2 separate regions of the Homo sapiens genome follow, and region 1 is linked to region 2. The links are chromatin contacts, found by Hi-C in ENCODE. All regions are on one chromosome and are shown on one strand. Each heading gives the region's core, a stretch centred on a gene start or an enhancer-like site at or near the end of the contact. The rest is flanking DNA. Distances are from core to core; before and after follow the strand shown. Region 1 holds the start of PSMB3 (proteasome 20S subunit beta 3). Region 2 overlaps ARHGAP23 (Rho GTPase activating protein 23).

Region 1 (7,382 bases), core at 3,520-6,019, 270 kb before region 2:
GTCTCACTCTGTCACCAAGGCTGGAGTACAGTGGCATGATCTTGGCTCACTACAACCTCTGCCTCCCAAGTTCAACAATTCTCATGCTTCAGCTTCCCGAGTGGCTGGGATTACAGGCGTGCACCACCACACCCAGCTAATTTTTGTATTTTTAGTAGAGATGAGGTTTCACCATGTTGACCAGGCTGGTCTCGAACTCCTGACCTCAAGTGATCCACCTTCCTTGGCCTCCCAAAGTACTGGGATTACAGGCATGAGCCACCACGCCCAGCAAGCCATTTAATATACATCCAAATATGAGTTAATTGTTACAACTTTATAAGACTTTTTGCAGGGCGCAGTGGCTCATGCCTGTAATCCCAGCACTTTGAGAAGCGGAGGCAGTAGATCAGTTGAGGTCAGGAGTTCAAGACCAGCCCGACCAGCGTGGTGAAACCTTGTCTCTACTAAAAAAAAAAAAAAAAAAAAAAAAAAATTAGCCAGGTGTGATGGCACACACCTGTAATCCCAGCTACTCAGGAGGCTGAGGCAGGAAAATCACTTGGACCCGGGAGGTGGAGATTGCAGTGAGCCGTGATTGCACACCAGGGCGACAGAGCAAGACACCATCTCAAAAAAAAAAAAAGAAAAAGTTTTTGAAAGCTAAAGGGTATTTTTACAAATTACAAAAATTACTTCAAAATAAAAAGTTAAAAGAAAAGAAAAAAAAAGAGATCAGGCCAGGCATGGTGGCTCATGCCTATAATAGGACTTTGGGAGGCCAAGGTAGGTGGATCACCTGAGGTCAGGAGTTCGAGACCAGCCTGACCCACATGTTGAAACTCTGTCTCTACTGAAAATACAAAAATTAGCCGGGTGTGGTGATATGGACCTGTGGTCCCAGCTACATGGCAGGCTGAGGCAGAAGAATCGATTGAACCTGGGAGGTGGAGGTTGCAGTGAGCCGAGATCACGCCACTGCACTCCAGCCTGGGTGACAGAGCAAGACTCCGTCTCAAAAAAAAAAGAAAAAGAGAGCTCAACTTATATTCTGGCCACCCAGGTTTGCCCAGAGGTAGAAAGCACCCACAGGGTTTCCTTTCAATTCCATCCTAGATTTCTGCACTAAATTCTACAGTTAGGCCCCTTGTTTCTCACCATAAAGCCCTCAAGGAGAACTGACGAAAATGAACACCCCATTCCTAGGCTCCCTGCTATTCCCAAGAAGCCAGTGCTGACAGAATAGCTCTAGGGCAAGAGTGGCTCCTGCTGGGAGACCCCAGAACACTCTGGTGGGACTAACTCTTTTGCCTAGATGCAAATTTATCTGCTATGTGCATTCCTTGCCTTCTTCCAACATAAGTATTTTCTTTCCTATCTGGTTGCCAGACAGGCCCAAAGAAAACACACCCATAAAATAAGGATATTATCCTGCAAATAAGAGATGGAAAAACAAGGAGAGTCCTCTTCCTCAGTACCTACTCCATACTACATTCAAAGATGTCTGCATTCCCTCAGTGCTAGCTACACTTGCACTCACCGTTTCTCATACAAGAGGTTGGCCACCATGCTCATGAGGGTATAAGGTTTGATCTGCCGACCTTCCTTCAACTCATACAGGTTCAGCCGGAACTTGAGGCGCTGGGCACTGAGGTAGGAGAAAAGTGAGTTAGTAAGTCATTATTGAATATTCCTGAGTGTCTACCCTGTTGAGGTCAGGGAAACATAAGGAGACATCTCATCTCAGTCCCTGCCCAGGGAAAACTGTAGTCTTACATGTGTTAGGAAGTAGCAACTGGTGCTTGCTTTGGCAGCACACACACACACACACACACACACACACACACATATATATATATATATATATATATTTTTTTTTTTTTTAGACGGAGTCTCACTCGTCGCCCAGGCTGGAGTGCAGTGGCGCAGTCAGTCTCGGCTCACTGCAAGCTCCGCCACCCGGGTTCACGCTATTCTCCTGCCTCAGCCTCTCAAGTAGCTGGGACTACAGGCGCCCGCCACCACTCCCGGCTAACTTTTTGTATTTTTAGTAGAGATGGGGTTTCACGGTGTTAGCCAGGATGGTCTCGATCTCCTGACTTCGTGATCTGCCCACCTTGGCCTCCCAAAGTGCTGGGATTACAGGCGTGAGCCACTACGCCTGGCCAGCAGCACATATATTAAAACTGGAATAATACAGGGAAGATTAGCAGAAGGATGACATGCAAATTTGTGAAGCGTTCCATATTAAAAATGTTTAGGCTGGGCGCAGTGGGTCACACCTGTAATCCCAGCACTTTGGGAGACTGAGGCGGAAGGATTGCTTGAGCTCAGGAGTTCAGCTGTGGGCAACATAGCGAAACCTTGCCTCTTACAATAACTACAAAAATTAGCTGGGCATGGTGGCACACACCTGTAGTCCCAGCTACTTGGGAGGGTGAGGTGGGAGGATCACTTGAGCCTTGGAGGCGGAGGTTGCAGTGAGTTAAGTTTATGTCACCAGCCTGGGTGACAAAAAAAAAAAAAAGGGGGCAGCACCAACTGCTGTGCTATGTGCTAACAGACTTGAAAGATGCCTTAGAAAAAGGCCATTTGGCAGCTCTGGTGAAAAAAGGAAAAAAGGTCACAGCTTGCCAGTTCCATCTCAGAGCCCCAGGATAGGCCCCTGCATAGAGCAGACCAATGCCACACCTGCTGGAGGAAAAGCAATGAGTCTCAGGACACCAGAGCAAAGAGACTTAGAAATGACTTGAGCTTCATCTTCCAGGTAAGGAAACTGAGGCCTAGTGAAATGAGCAGTCATTGCCCAGAAGGAAGCAAACGCAGTGAGAAAAGCCCTCTGAAGAAAAGGAAATGGTGTGAGAACAGCAGTGACTGCAGAAGGGAAGGCTCACGGGAGACTTCACTGACAGGAACCCCAGGATGTCATTCTCTGACTCTACCAGACAGGAAAAAAGGGCAGGCTGGGTGAGATCTCAGTAAGTGTTATGTTCTTGAGACTCAGGGAGTTTTAAGAGAAATGAGAACATTTTCTTTTATTCTTTCTTTTTTTATTTTGTTTGAGACAGAGTCTCGCTCTGTTGCCCAGGCTAGAGTGCAGTGGCACAATTTCAGCTCACTGCAACGTCCGTCTGTCAGGTTCAAGCAATTCTCCAGCCTCAGCCTCCCGAGTAGCTGGGATTACAGGTGCCCACCACCCAGCCTGGCTAATTTTTGTATTTTTAGTAGAGACAGCGTTTCACCATGTTGGCCAGGCTGGTCTGGAACTCCTGATCTCAAGATATCCGCCCACCTCAGCCTCCCAAAGTGTTGGGATTACAGGTGTGAGCCACCGCGCCCAGCCGAAATGAGAACATTTTCTGACAGGCATCCACCCACGCTTGTGAGCTAGTCTCTCCACCTTCTAGGAAACAAATCCAGGACCTGCTGCTCCTCAGGCACCAGTACCCTGCAGGACCTGCCCCCTGTGACCACGTATTCCCTCCTGAAAACCTATCACCGTTCTTTTCCTCTCTTATTCTTCTCTGGCTTCTCTTCGCCCCTCACTGCTAAATGTAACGTTCAGCTCTCAAACTGCCGCTCATTATTTCCCTCCCTACAGACTTTGTCTCTCCAGAATCTGCTCCCATAGATTTGGCACATTGCCAATGCTTCCCCAACCCTGAGATGTAATAACAAAACCCCAACTGCTTGCAAGATGTTTCTATTGGGCTTGTCTTGTCTGCTCAAAATTGTTGTCAAAATCAAAGTCAGGCCAGGTGTGGTGGCTCATGCCTGTAATCCCAGCACTTTGGGAGGCTGAGGCAGGTGGATCACTTGAGGTCAGGAGTTCGAAACTAGCCTGGCCAACATGGTGAAACCCTGTCTCTACTAAAAATACAAAAATTAGCCAGGCATGGTGGTGCGCGCCTGTAGTCCCAGCTACTTAGGAGGCTGAGGCACGAGAATCGCTTGAGCCTGGGAGGTGGAGGTTGCAGTGAGCTGAGATCATGCCACTGAGCTCCAGCCTGGGTGACAGAGCAAGTCCCTGTCTAAAAAAAAAAAAAAGAAAGGGAAGGACATGTTTTTTGGAGGCGGCAAAGTCTCAAACTCACTGGTGGTGTGTGGTAGATGACTGACACCTTGGCCGGTCAAGACGCCGGGGTTGGATGGTCCAAGAAGAGGCCTGGGTGTGGGCGGGGACCCTTGAAACTTACACTGTCTGGACGTCAGTGGCGAGCCCGGCCAGACCGATGTACAGCCGGTCACCCATGGGAAAGATCTTCTGGAAGTCCGTGGTCACCATCTGGGCCTGGATCCCGAAGCGCCTGTCTGCAGCGATGGCCACACAGTTCTTCCCCTTCATGGCCATGACGGCCCCTCCGTTATAGGACATAATAGACTAGGACAGACAGAGCGGAGGGGTCAGCGCGGGGGGTCAAACGCTGCCACAGCCCCCGGCCCAGCTCCTGATGCGGAGGCTCCTGTACGCCCGTTCTCCATTCCGGAGGCGTCTGAACCCCTGGTTCTCCAGCTGGGATGAGCACTGTGTGGCGGCAATGAGCCGCACTCACCCTCTTGGTCCTCACCGGGGCCCGCTCCCCTCGAACTGAAACCGCTTCCTTCCATCGACCCTAGGCCCTTTTCGTCCCCAAGCCTCTCCTGACCCCCTCCGCTTCTCAATCCTTCCCCATGCCCCTTTGCTTTAACTCCCCATCTCACCATGATTGCGGTGTACTAGGATCCCTCGATCGCCAGAGCAATTCCAGTAAACCGGGTCTAGCCTTCACTGCGCAACCGCTCTCACTGCTGTCTCTTCATTGGCTGATAGGCGGACTCTTCCTGGACATCTGGGCTTTCTATTGGTCACACGTCCCTGTCGGTCACCAGTACAGGTAGTTTGGTTGCAAAGTCAAAACGGAGGCGGGAAAAGCGGAAGTGAAAAGTCACTGTGGCTGCGGAAGAGACTTGCGACACGGTGCATAGTGGGATCTCGGCGGACCTGGACTCGGGACCTCAGGGACTGGGGGCGGAGCCTGCGCGCACGTGGGCTGGTGAAACTGGGTTTAGGAAGCTGCGGCCCCAGCTGAAGGGGCACCGTGACGCTTATCAACGTGATGTATGAGTTCGTCGTATTAGTCGTGCTAGCTTATTTATTCACTCCAGAAATCCTGCGTTTACTGTGTACCAGGCACTTGCCTAGGCTCGGAATATTCACTGGCCCACAACAGTGCCTAGTATATAGGAGGCGCCCATTAAATGGAAATTTAATGATGCAGGTGGGAAGGGGAAGGCGTCGCGTGTAGGCGTCGCGGGTATTTTGCGGCTGCAGGGGTTCAGCTGTGAAAGGGAGTTTGGAAGCCGAAGCTTGTTCTGATTTGGGGGACTTCCTGCGGCCCGACTTCACGTATCCTCAATCTCAGGTCACCCTAAAAAGGGACGTTCCGCGCCTCTCCACGTTTGAGGTAGAACCTGAGGATAGCCAGAGTCGACCTCTCGCCGTTCCAATGGAGGAAGGGCGTGCACGTCCCGCGTCCTCTCCTCCCAAGCTCTTTCGCCTCCCTCCCCCATCAGGATCCTTCCCTTTCTCCCCCGGGTTCCACTTATTTCGCCCGATGGCGGCATCTCTTACGGCGTCTGCGCCGTCCAGGCTCGCTCCCATTGACTCGGCTCACTACTACGCCGGTAGTCGACTCGGTCTCTGTGGCGCAATCGGTTAGCGCGTTCGGCTGTTAACCGAAAGGTTGGTGGTTCGAGCCCACCCAGGGACGCTATGACCTTTTTTTTTTTTTTTTTTGTCTTTTGGGTTTTTTTTTTCTCCCCGGAAGATAAAAACCTAAGCCTTTTACTCAAAAGCCAAATTTTGCATTGAAATGGCAGCAGCAATACTTTTTCTAGGAGAATCACTGTTCTTGAAAATTCTTTGCTGCTCAGTCAATAATGGGATAATTTCTCCAGCACTTCCCTCCACACCCCCCCAACCCGCCTCCAAGCTAGATCGCAGGAAACCTAAAGACACAGGTTTTTGTCTCACTGTGCATGCAACACGTTTCAGGATGCATTTTTTCATAGGATTAAGAATGAATTTACAGTGGAGGTTCGACAGTTTTCTATTGTCTGCCTCAATCGATATTACAGTCTCCAAATACTACATTTGGAAGGGAAGAGAATGAGAGAGACACAGAGAGAGAAACAAGTATGAAGAGAAACAAAGGTGAGAAAGGGAGAACATTGTTGTGATACAGGGAAAGAAGGGACGTGACAGAACTAGGCAGGGTGGGTAGGGGAAGACCTCAAGACAATGGAGAGTGGGAAAATAGACGCATTTAATATTAGAAGCATCAGAAAAAAAGGAAAACAACACATTTTTTCCCCCTAGAACTACACAGGGAGGTGGGGGAGGAAGATGGGGAAATAGAAGGAGAAACTGACTAAGGACCTTGTTTGGGGGAGATAAAAGGTATAAAGGACACAGAGGTAAAGACGTTCCGGAAAGCTCTAGAGGAGCCGCCCTCTCCTGTCTCGTCACCATTTTTAAAGGGATCTGATCCTCGCAATAGCTCTTGGTATATGCTGGAGGTAATTGCCTAGATTTCCCGCGTTCCTGTCCTCTGCGAGTCTCTGGCTTGTGACAGCCACTGTGACTCTTCTGATGCACTTGTCAGCTAGAGGACCGCGTGAGATGCAAACACAAAATCAAGGGGCGCCTAATGTCTGACGAGGCGCATTCCTGGGCGCAGTGGGAGCCTCGACCTTTGTGGAGGAGAATGTGCAAAGCACTCTTGAGCAGTTCTCATAGACACTTGGTCTCTGCAGATTCGGCTCAAAGGAGGCCTCTTCTGGAAGCCCACCCCAGTACTCACCCACCCTTAGCGGGAGCTCACACCAGAAGCGATGGGCGCTAAAGGGACAGGCTGTGTGTCCTTCAGGGTTTGCACCCACCGGCCTGTGAGCGCCCTGCGCAAAAGCCAGGCTCCTGTGCCTTGAGTTCCCAGTTCCTAGCGCAGTATTTGACACTGGCACATGACAGGTGCTTTCTATGTCGGCTAGTAGTAGAACAAAAGACTAGGAAACTCTTTCGATGTGGGAAGAGTTGGGTCAGAAGGTTCTCCTGAGAAACCAGAAAGGCCAGGAATGTGGAGACTAGTCATCCAGGACGCAAAAGATGAAAATGGAGTTTTAGTGGGTAATAGGGTCTTAGCACACTCCTCTCTAGCGGTTCTCTCCTGTCTGGCGCTTAACAACCGAAGAATAAGTGGATGGACCCCGGTGGCCCCTCGGGCAGCCCTCCAGGATTCATGGGCCGCAGAGGAACGTCAACCCCCTTCCCACTGGCTGATAATGCCCCGAGGGGCAGCCCCCCAGGTGCCCATGTGGTTGGTGGGTGGGATCCAGATCTCCGCAGAGCCCCTGTTACAGGTTTC
Region 2 (6,401 bases), core at 3,194-5,693:
TGACAGCACCTCTCTCTCCTTACCAGCTTCCGCAGCGTCCTCATTCGCTCCCGCGCGTCCTCAATGCGGTTGGCCTCGATGAAGTCGTTGTATTTGTCTAGAACACAGCGGAGACTCTTTAGAGAGGTGGGGGCAGCGCCTTCCCCTGTTCTCCCGGCCAAGGGCCCTGCTGGGAGGGCTGTGTTTTGAACTCCTCCAGTTCGGGGGCTCCAGCGTGGGCGACAGCCTCTTGTGTATGTGAACACACCCACCACAGCTGCACTCACCACAGCTGCACTCACCACAGCTACACTCGGGTGTGCACCTGACCTGGGGTAGCCCAGCTGTGTTCATTTGGGAGGCAATACCATCTGAGCTGCATGCTGATCCCAGAAAAGGGGTCCCTGCCCCCGTCTCCAGGACATGGACACCAAGGTTCAGCAGGTCAGAAGAGAAGGGCACCTGGAGAGGAGGAGGGGCTTCAGACAGCCTCCACCAAGGATTACCCCAACTCCCTTCAGAACAAGTCCATGGGGACCTTTAAAAAATGGAACATGATAAGCCTATTCTGAAATTCATCTGGATGAGCTAACGCACAAAGACAGCCAGGAATAGTTTTTAAAGAAAGAGTAACGCGGGAGGATCTGCCCTACCAGGGACTGAAACATCCCGAATGGATGGCACAACTGAAGCCGGCTGGCACGGCAGAAAAGGCAGAGCAATGTTAAGGCTAGAAAGGGGGGAAGCGGGCCATATGGATATTTATTATATGATAAAGGCAGCACTTCCAATCGGGGGGAAGGATGGGGGCCTCAACAGATGTCCCCGGGACAAATGGCTACCATCGGGGGCGGGGGGATCATTTCTAGCTCACAATACACAAATGCAATCACACGGCAGAGCCAACTGTGAAAATTATAAAAGCACTGGGGAAAAAGTAAGAAAATATTTTTATAATCCTAAGGCCATCCTAAACATGAGATGCAGAATCCATGAAGAAAAGATGAACAGCTTTGGTCACATTTTAAACAATTGTTTTCGGCCAGGCACAGTGGCTCACATCTGTAATCCCAGCACTTTGGAAGGCTGAGGCGCATCAGCTGATCACTTGAGATCAGGAGTTCAAGACCAGCCTGGCCAATGTGGCAAAACCTCATCTTTACTAAAAATATAAAAATTAACTGGGCATGGTGGTAGGCGCCTGTAATCCCAGCTACTTGGGAGGCTGAGACAGGAGAATGGCTTGAACCCGGGAGGCGGAGGTTGCAGTGAGCCGAGATCGTAACACTGCACTCCAGCCTGGATGACAGGGTGAGACTCAGTCTCAAGAAAATAAATAAAATTAAATAAAAATAAAATTAAAAATTGTTAGGCAGGGCGCGGTGGCTCACGCCTGTAATCCCAGCACTTTGGGAGGCCAAGGAGGGTGAATCACCTGAGGTCAGGAGTTCAAGACCAGCCTGGCCAACGTGGTGAAACCCCGTCTCTACCAAAAATACAAAAATTAGCTGGGCATGATGGTGGGCACCTGTAATCCCAGCTGTTCGGGAGACTGAGGCAGGAGAATCGCTTGAACCCAGGAGGCAGAGGTTGCAGTGAGCCAAGATCACACCATTGCACTCCAGCTTGGGCGACAAGAGTGAAACTCTGTCTCAAAAAACAAAACAAAACAACAACAACAAAAAATTTGTTTTCAGTTTCTATACTGCAAAGTGAAAGGCAAATGGCAGGCCAAAGCAAATATTTGCAAAAACTAACAAAGGGTTAATAGCTGTAAAACACAAAGAGCTTTTCTCCCGCAAATCAACATAAGAAAAAGATAAACAACGCAACAGAAAAATGGGCACATGGTCTGATCGAGCAATTACAGAGAAAATAGAAACAGCCAATATGCTAATGAAAAAAGATTTAATCTCCCTAGTAATGAGGGCAATGAAAATAAAAACAATAATGAGATACCATTTCCCTTATCTGATTAGCAAAAGTTTAAAATGTTAATAATATTTAATGCTGTCTGGGTGAGGTGGCTCAAGCCTAAAATCCCAGCACTTTGAAAGGCCGAGGCGCGATGATCACTTTAGACCAGGAGTTGAAGACCAGTCTGAGCAATGTAGTGAGACCCTGCCTCTACCAAAAAAAATTTTTTTTTAATTAGCTGGGTGTGGTGGCACAAACCTGTAGTCCCAACTACTCAGGAGGCTGAGATGGGAGGATCACTTGAGCCCAGGAGGTTGAGGCTGCAGTGAGCCATGATTGCGCCACTGCATTCCAGTCTGGGCAACAGAGCAAGATTCTGTGTCAAATAATAGTATTTTTATTTTTATTTTATTGTATTATTTATTTATTTATTTATTTTGAGATGGAGTCTTGCTCTGTCACCCAGGCTGAAGTGCAGTGGTGCGATCTTGGCTCACTGCAACCTCTGCCTCCTGGGATCAAGCAATTCTCCTGTCTCGGCCTCCCTAGCAGCTGGGACTACAGGCACCCGCCACCACATCCAGCTAATTTTTGTATTTTTAGTAGAGACGGGGTTTCACCACAGTCAGGCTGGTCTTGAACTCCTGACCTCAGGTGATCCACCCGCCTCAGCCTTCCAAAGTGCTGGGATCACAGGCATAAGCCACCATGCCTGGCCTTCAAGTAACAATAATAGTTATAATATCCAATGCTGTTGGGGATGTGGAGAGACAGACTCCTACATTTTAGTGGGAGTCTAAACCAGGGCCTCTTTCTCAGAGTGCAATTGACACTGGTCTCAGAAAGGTTCACCGGGACTTTGACCCAGCAATTCTACATCTAAGAATCTCCTTAGAGAGCACAGATCCAGGCGTGCAAGGACTTATTCAAGGAAAGCCATTGCAACAGGTTGTGTAATAGCAAACATTTGAAGACAACCTAAATATCCATCAATAGAGGAGTACTTAAAGAAATTGTAGTCTATTCAAACCATGAAATTCTATGTGGCTGATTTAAAAGAAGAATGAGGTAGAGCTCTCTGCACTGACACGAATGAATCTCAGAATTACAACTCTGCTTTTGTTAAAAACAACTCAACCAGCGGTGTGCTGGAGCCCGCTCACACCAGCTCCTGAGAGCGACTGTGTGCCTCTCTTCCCAATTCCATGTTGGTGACATCATGTTGGTGGCTTGAAATAAACCATGGTAGGAGTATTTACGCCATGGAAGCTGGAAAACGCTAGGCATTAGGGCTTTTTTCCCCCAGAGACAGATGTTAAACATCTGCCAGCACACCCCTGAACCCACCCAAATCCAAACCCCACGCAGGCACGTGTGTATCTCTGCCATGCATATAAGAGGGCCAGGAGAGAAACACAACAGATTGTGAATAAGCAGTTCAGCAAACGGCCAAAGCCCGTCGGTGCCCGACGCCTGGGGTGGAATCCTGGCTCTGCCATTTACAACCTGTGCGACCTTGGGCAAGGCATTAAACTTCTCTGAGCCTTGGTTTCCTAATCTGTAGAGGGAAGACAATAGCACCTTCCTCATGGAGTTGCTGTAGGGAGTTGTGCTTGGCACACTCTAATGCTCAGAAAGTGTTAGCCACAACCTCCCGTGAAAGGGAGCAGGACATTCACAGGGTCCTGTGCTGTTTTCTTCATTCACATCTGTACAATCTATGTTTTTTAAATAAGCTTTTGTGTTAAAAAAAAAAAAAAAAAAAAGCCAGCGTGGTGGCTCATGCCTGTAATCCCAGCATTTTGTGAGGCTGGGGCAGGCAGGAGGATTGATTGAGCCCAGGAGTGCAACACCAGTCTGAGCAACATAGTGAGAAACTCCCCCCATCTCTGAAAAAAAACTTTTAAATTAGCTGGGTGTGGTGGTGTTCACCTGCTGTCTCAGCTACTCAGGAGGCTGAGGTGGGAGGATCGCTTGAGCCCAGTAGCTTGAGGCTGCAATGAGCCGTGATTGCGCCACTGCACTCCAGCCTGGGCAACAGAGCAAGACTGTCTCAAAAAAAAAAAAAAAGAGTAAAACCAACAAACCAAATGCAAAAGTAGTGGTCAGGGTGAGGCACGGACTGGTGTCCCCTCCCCGCCCCACTTCCACCTCCTACTCACCATCAGTGAAAAGAGGCTCGGGCAGCTTTCGGAAGAAGGACTTGAGCAGGCTGCTGATCACATTGAGGTCTTGCCAGCGCTGGGGGAGGGGTCAGATGTCAGGCACAGGCAGGCCCAGCCCGATGCCCATGCCTCCACGATCATTCACCCCAGAGCCCAATCAAGCCCACCAGGCCCTCCCTGGGACCTACTTAGACCAAGCTCTCTACTCATCAGGATGGTGGCAGCAGAACTGAGTCCCCAGAGAGGTCCTGTGCCCACACTCACACTTGGCCCCAGCCCCTCCCTGCTCCTGCCAGTGCGTGGGCTCCAACACCTCCCCATGCACAGAAAGTCCCAGGCACTGTGGGGAGACAGTGAGTGGCAGCTGCTGCCTCCACTGGGCACAGTTTAAGCATCCGTGACACAGCAGTCATTCGTGCCGGCTCCTTCCTGTCTCAGGTCCTCTGCATGTGCTGGTTTCCTCAACCAGAACTTTCCTCCCCGCCTCCACACAACTGGCTCCTCATCCCCGCCTAAAAGTCGCTCTTCAAAGAGGCCTTCTCTGACCCTCATAGCTAAAGCAGCCACCTTCACCACTGCCCTGTCACCTGCACCCCAGCCCTGACTTTGTTTCCTTCCTGGCGCTTAACCCAATTTGTCATTATTTTCTGCTTTTGTTTCCGTGTTCATGCCTGTCTCCCTGCAGGACTGTAAGCTCCAGGAGGAGACAGGATCCCGTCTGTCTCATTTCCCACTGTGCTCCTATCACCTAGCAAGGACAGTTAACCTGGTACTTACATGGCCCTAAATCAGTAGTTCTAACAGAAGGAGGCAATTTTGTCCCCCAAACTCCCACTCCACCCACAGAGGACATTTGACAATGTCTGGAGCCATTTTGATTTTCCCAACTGGGAGGTGCCACTTGCATCTAGTGGATCGAGGCCAGGGATGATGTCAAATTCCCTCCAGTGCACAGGACAACCCCACACAACAAATAATTGTTCTTCCCAAAATGTCCACTGAGATTGAGAAACCCTACTCTAAAATAAATGGTTGTCGAGTACAAGAACTAACGGCCGGGTCGTTGTCCCTTCTGTCCTCCAGGGGGCACCATCACCCCACATTGCAACCAAGTTGGGCACAGCCGCCTCGCTGGGAATGGCTCAGAATAACTCAGGCCCAGAAAGCGACCTAATACCCCCAACAAAGAGACACAGTACAGCAGTACACACACTCATTACAATGGATCCACAGCTTAATGCCAGACAATCCCATAAACAATACACTCCCCACAGGCTCACCAGGGGTTAGATTCATCCCCCACTACACTTACTCCCAGCACGACCCACAACAAATGACACAATGATATCCAAGACAAAACAACACACCCAATATACCTCGTATGCCCCCAGCTGGCCCTGGCTTGGACCAGCTGCCTGCCAGCATGGCCCCCTCATCTCACACACACCCAGTGCGGCTCCTGCCCACCCGACTCCGTTACCTCCTGGCCCTCAGGTGTGAGCTCCTCTCATCTCCCAGCTGCCAAACCCAATGCCCTGGCCAGTGCTTCCTGGTTCCTCCAGAGTGAAGTGTCTGCCCTCACCCCAGCCTCACTGGCGGCCCTCTCCTTCTGTCCCACTCAGAGCGTGGCCCCTGCTGTTCTGCGGCCCACCCTTGGTCATCCCATGCCTCAGCTGCAGCAGGACCCATGCCACTCTCTAGTCCAGGCTCAATATAGCGCCTGTTTATGCCCTCACCCCATGCAAGGGACTTTCCACACCCCAAATCCAATGGAGCCACTCCCTGAGACGGCCCCTCCCTTCCGCCTCTCCTCACGCTGCCCCACTCCCTGGTTTCTGCCAAGGGAAGATACCACCAGCCCCAGCTCAAACATGCGGCTCTTCCTCGCCCCTCCTTCCTCCCTCTCATGCAGACAACTCTTAGGGTTGCTCCCATCCTCCCCCTTCCCCTGAGACCACCAAGTCCTCCCGACACTTAGCGCTTCCATAGATCAGTGACTTCTCCCCAGACCCCTGCCCTCCGCATTCGTATCCAATGGACATGAGCAGGAGCATTACTGTTTCTTGAACTTTGTTCTCACGATGCCTCCCCAGCTTAAGAACCATCAGAAGCTCCCTACTGTCCATCAGATCAAGGTCGAAGTCTTCAGTGAAGCCATCAAATGCCTTCTCTGTCCCCCTGGGGCCTCACCCTCCCCACCTCCAAGCCCAGGAGGTAGATCCACTCTCTGTCCTAACCCTCAAGCCCTCCCCGGCCCTTGCTGGGGTTTTGGAAAATGCCATCGTCTCACACCCCGAAAGGCTTCCCGTCCACCTGCCCCCTCCTATTCATTCCTCCAAT

What was found. Hi-C counts contacts between places; a loop is a spot of excess contacts on that map. Pooled maps may share reads with other maps.
Region 1: a pooled map shows a loop between it and region 2 (6-fold over the local background). The contact joins the promoter of PSMB3 here to the enhancer-like site in region 2. A Hi-C loop is called at or near these places in 1 of 37 single-sample maps with no recorded cell type and 8 of 50 pooled maps.

What each region holds. Positions count from the first base shown.
Region 1 is chr17:38,750,128-38,757,509 of GRCh38, reverse strand. PSMB3 (proteasome 20S subunit beta 3) reads right to left here and starts at 4,769. Exons shown (of 6, transcript NM_002795.4): 1 at 4,681-4,769; 2 at 4,176-4,360; 3 at 1,520-1,627. The coding sequence starts at 4,683. TRN-GTT2-5 (tRNA-Asn (anticodon GTT) 2-5) reads left to right here and starts at 5,656; the gene lies at 5,656-5,729. LOC100287808 (a long non-coding RNA gene) reads right to left here. Exons shown (of 1, transcript NR_149004.1): 1 at 5,758-7,382. It also overlaps the pseudogene RNU6-866P.
Region 2 is chr17:38,483,798-38,490,198 of GRCh38, reverse strand. It overlaps ARHGAP23 (Rho GTPase activating protein 23), which reads right to left. Exons shown (of 24, transcript NM_001199417.2): 17 at 4,059-4,137; 18 at 24-97. Among named protein-coding and RNA genes, the nearest start is that of ARHGAP23, 59 kb to the right of the region's middle. RefSeq lists an enhancer at 5,188-5,709. Within about 2 kb of position 4,443, at least 8 of the 41 ENCODE cell types and tissues checked have a DNase peak (open chromatin) inside an H3K27ac peak, as active enhancers do.